Linked DNA regions of Homo sapiens: region 2 is linked to region 1. The links are chromatin loops, found by intact Hi-C in ENCODE. Cell type or tissue: K562. All regions are shown on one strand.

Region 1 (2,500 bases):
ATTATATTTTAAACTATTTATAAACTATTTTTATTTAAATTGTGTACTCTGATTCATTCTTAGCAAAATTTTTTGCATAGTTCAAGTGAGTTTCTAAAAAATGCATTAAAAATGAGACCATCTTAATTATTTTTACTTAGCTAAACTTTAGCAAATACTTCCATACCAGCCAGATCCCCCTGCTACTCAATATTTTTGGGGCCTACCTCCTCTCTTACTTCAACTCCTAACTCCTAATCATTGTGAAGCTACCAAACTGAATTAATGTTAAGATTAATTAAATGAATTAATTACATAAAAATTAATTAGGAGGATAAGTCATCTCTCATCATCATGTAATTCCTTTTAAAACCACATTAATATTTGATATTCTGTTTTTTTCTTTCACTTTCCATAGCTAAAGAGAAGCTATTCAGTATCATTGTCATCTGTTTATCCAGAGTTTAGACTTTTGTTCATTTCAACCATTTGTAAAACAGTAAGACCCTAAAAAACAAACAAGGAGCTGCCATTAAGAGGAGTGGTGGTCTTCATTCCCTGTGAGAAGGGTGATCACCCAAGGCGGCTTGCCTGGGACAGTCTCGGTTTACACCCGCTAGCCCAGTGTCCTGTTTTATGAATGCTACCTCTCATCTCCATAGTGTCCCCATTTGGAAGATAAAGTCTATATTTAGTCATCCTACCTATAAGAGACCCTTAGACAGCCAAGCAGAAACAATTTACATACAGTTCTGTCACTTGTAGTCAGTTTCTCACACCTTAGCTATTTGGAGCAGTAGGTTAGAAGAAATAGAGTATAAGGAAGCTGCCATACTCCCTTTATAAAATGAAACCAATTCTATAGGGTAACAGTACATGGAGGAAAGCTCCATATATTGCAGCACGAATTCTTCCAGACATTTGCCCTTCTTTGGGCACCCCATTTTAATTACCGCTATCACTCCAGCCGGCCACAGGAGGGGGCTGTTTCTACTTGGCTCGCGCATGGAAATAAGATACCTCAACATTTATCAAAGCTAAGATAAGGATGGAATTTAGACAGGACTTTACTAAAGTCTAAGCCATAGAGAGTAACATGAAACTGTATAATCTCAGTTATAGATGTGGGTCCTTTACAGCAGTGTCTTCCAAAGTAAGAAATATAGTTCATCTTATGATCCAACACACATGCAACTGAAGCAAGATTCATAAAACAATATTTACTCCTATTACATGTGATGCCAGCTATTTTCTGTTCTCTTCAGATGCTTATTTGAAGCTCACTAAATTGATTTCATAATTTATTGGGGGGTTGCGTTTGAATAACACTGCCTCCTTTTGTAAACCTCCTTGCATAACCCTTAACCTAAATCCTTGTGGCAATGTTATTTCAACCAGTGCCGCCTCTGAGCAACCTTAAGCAACCTTAGACTGCTTAAAGGGTACACTCAACAAACAAAAGGTCAGAGAGGAACACACGCTTTTCTCTGCCTCTCTGAAGCCTGCTTTTTATGTTCTAGTGTCTTTTCTCAGGACAAGCTTTTCCCCTGATGATTTATAGCAGGAATGTCCACCCCAGTCTGGGCAGACCAAGCCTATACCAAAAGGTCATGACCGCACCCTGCAGACAACAGCAGGAGGGGCTGATTTTAGTGCACCATGAGGTGGGAGGGTGCTTTTTCACTTGGGTCTAGTGGAGGTAGGCACTCTGGCAGAAGTGAGAGCTGACAATCTGACAATGAGAGAGGAAATAAGAGAGCTGTTGTGTCACAGTCCAATATAATAATGCATATTCATGAATAATCACAAATCATTTTGGAAAGATTAAGTACTCATTGTCTATTGACAAACTTTTTGAAAAGCCGCAAAGTACTAAATAAAGCTCAACTCACCTGTGGTTTCTTACATGATTGGTAACTGCTATAGCTTTCCATTATACTGTTGTTTGGAAAAATTATCCTTTCAGAAGCCTCACCCATTGTTTGCTAATTTGCATTTGGTCCAATATACAGTATCATGCTGATTTGGACATATTGGGAAATTTTTTCACAAATACTGAAATGTCCATCTAAAATGTATAAAAAGAATTTCTAAGTTTTTATAAGCATTTAAATCTTTGGCATTGTAGAAGCACGAGATCCAGATGAATGACTGCAAGCTTTTTACATGAATGTTTTGGGGTCATATAGATACAAACATGATATTAGAATCATTCTCTTATTTTGCTCTAATGTAAATAGTGGCTGAGCAAGAATTTTGACAGTCTTAAATAGTAAAGAGCTAACGGAAATAAGGAGGGCATATCAGCTTCATTAGTTTTAATAAATCACTGAGATTTATAATACACCACAGTGACCCTAAATAGAGTTGGCACCTAGTTGATGGTTAACTAGACTGTCTTAACAGTAACTCCCTTTGGTTTGGTCAGGGAGCACTGAGAGATGACTGCCATGTAAATATAGCTAAGTACACTCTGGCCTAAGGTGACATTAATTACATGGTGTAGCTGAGCAAGGAAAAT
Region 2 (2,500 bases), 76 kb after region 1:
GAAAAGAAATAGACCAGGACTCAGGGCAGTTCCTATAAACCAAGAGAGATTTAAGCACGATTGGGAGCAGGAAAGAGCCAGTGGAGACTGAGCTTGAAGACATGAGAAGCAGAGGAAATATTTTTTCATTGGACTTTCATAAGGCACAAGAGGGAGATGGGTCAGGAATGCCAGTGGAAGAATTGGCCTTCAATGAAGGAAAGAGATTAGAAGGGCATGAAAAAAAGAAAAGAATGAAAATAAGAGACATTTTGTGCCACAAAGGAAGTAGTCAATGAGGTTATCAGCTGAGTGGGAGAAAGAAAATCTGGCTGGAGTTTTAAGAAAAGCAGAGAAAGTAGATAATGACCACTGGGAGAAGACATGGCCAGTAGAAGAGGTGTCTCTGCATAGTCCTGTTGCCTCTCCACAGTGGGGTATAATAAGAAAGAGATTTGGTCTTGTCCTTTTGTTGCTGGCACAGAGAGCGTAGAACCCTTGGGATTTGTTATTCCTAATGGGATCCTTTCGATCACACCAGGTTTTCTCTTATGGTATCAGTATCTTTGAGGTTTGTCTCATCCCTAGTTTAGATCATAAATCCCTTGCTGGTCACAGCTTGGACATCTTTCTATTCCCTGGAATGTCAAGGCTATCATCTAATAGGCCTTCTTTTTATTGTTTTTGTTTATTGAATAACTAAAATATGCAGGCACCAGGCTAAGTGCTTTATAAAGATTATCTCATCCTTATAAATGGAATGCTTGGAGGGAAGTAATCTGGTCAAGGTCATACAGTTAATGAGTGACTGAGCTAGGATTTGAACCCGGTGTTCTGATCCCCAGGACCTGCTCTGAAACCCTAGCTACACTGAAGTCTGATGATTCTTAAACTATGTTCAAATTTCAAAGCATAGATTTTAGAAGTGAGTGTGCAAATTTGGATGTGTTATACTAGAGAACCCTTATGGTTGTGTTTCAGTGTTTGTGGTGACTCTCAGACTTGTTCTTGATCTGTAATAACTCTGCAACCCCTCTCTCCATTAGGGGAATGCACTTATCACCCTCAGCACCTGTCCATTGCTGTCAGACCTCTGGCTCCTGGGGAGCCACATAACATTAACCACAAGTACAACCTCTCTGCAAAGCAGTCACATTGGAGCTGCCCAGTTTCAGGTTTCACAGAGACATTTTCTAACTGAAACTGTTTGCAAACCTCTGACTCATCTTAGTTCCAGAATAGACTCAAGGCTGACATCAGTCATGCTAAGTCATTAAAACTTTAGAAAAGGGAGATCTGTGTTAGACAACTAGCTCACTATCTACAGAAAAATAAAGCTGGATTACTACTTTGTACCACATAAATGCTGAACTCCAGATGAAATAAAGTCCTAAATGTAAATGGTAAAACTATGAATAGAACAAAATCCAGGAAACTGGCAATGTGACATTGCCTAACATAGGAGGCCAAAAACATTTTGACTTCATTAAAATGATGCTATCTGGTCAATGAAGGGTGCCATAAACAGTTACCAGATAGAGCCAAACTGGGGGAAGATATTTGTGTTGTCTAAAACTGATAAGAGATTAATACCTAGCTCTACAATGAACTCGTACAAATTGGCAAGAAAAAGACGCAAGATCCAATATAAAAATGGACGAGGGACGCTCTTTCCTCAGTGCCCAGAACAATGACTGGAACATAATAGGCACAATAATTTTTGGCTGAATAAAATTAGACACAAAAAATGCTTAAACTCATTGATAGTCAGAAAAATGCAAATTAAAACAATGATATGCCATTTTACATCCATCAGAGAGACAAATATTAGAAAGAAGTTGTGTGGTGCTGCTGTTGGGAGAGCCAACAGGTACAAACACTCTGGAAGAGTGTTGTGAAGCTAAGTATGCACATAGCCAATGGCTGTGCAATCCCACTCCTCAACATGTAGGCCCAGGGAAAAATGTGCACAAGACTATAAGGGACATACAGTGTTACTTGGGCCAACGGCAAGTTCAAAGCCCCTGGCTGTTCATCATAGGGTAATAACTAAATAAAATGCGATAGATGCCTATGAAATACTATGCGGTAGTTAGAACAATGAACAAGATCTAGACATAATGTAATTAAATCTTAAATACATAATGGTGACTAGAAAGGCAAGAAACAATGACTTACAGTACAATAATATTTATGCAAGTTGAAAATACATAAACACTCAAAATAGCACTACTGAGGCTTCAAAGATACATGCATATTTAGGAACAATTCTTAACACATTAAAGGAAGTGGTTTGGTGGGCAAAAGTATAGGAATAGGAGTTGGGATAAAAGGAGAATGAATAAATAAACAAAGAGGTCCAGGGTGGGGTCTGGATTCTGCTTTCCTAACAAGCTGCCAGTTGATACTGGTCTGTTGGCCTCACTGTAAGTAGCAAAGAGACTAAGGAGTAAGGTGAACTCAAACCTTGCAGGCTTAAAGAGGAAGTGAGGAAGAATGGAGGGAAATATGAGGGAGGAAG

What was found. Hi-C counts contacts between places; a loop is a spot of excess contacts. Peaks named below come from ENCODE experiments on the same cell type or tissue, not always from the same donor. Only the 100,000 strongest peaks of a DNase experiment are listed, where the experiment ranks them.
Region 2: it touches region 1 in a loop (3-fold over the local background); 17 of 110 quality-filtered maps call a loop at or near these places.

What each region holds. Positions count from the first base shown.
Region 1 is chr4:76,376,647-76,379,146 of GRCh38, reverse strand. All of the region lies in intron 9 of CCDC158 (coiled-coil domain containing 158), which reads left to right. Among named protein-coding and RNA genes, the nearest start is that of CCDC158, 43 kb to the left of the region's middle. In K562, a CTCF peak has its summit at 951 (motif pointing right); DNase peaks (open chromatin) are centred at 946 and 1,576.
Region 2 is chr4:76,300,230-76,302,729 of GRCh38, reverse strand. All of the region lies in intron 6 of FAM47E-STBD1 (FAM47E-STBD1 readthrough), which reads right to left. Among named protein-coding and RNA genes, the nearest start is that of STBD1, 5.3 kb to the left of the region's middle. RefSeq lists a cis regulatory region at 1,243-1,253 and an enhancer at 1,176-1,320. In K562, no CTCF peak of the experiment used is centred here; a DNase peak (open chromatin) is centred at 1,069.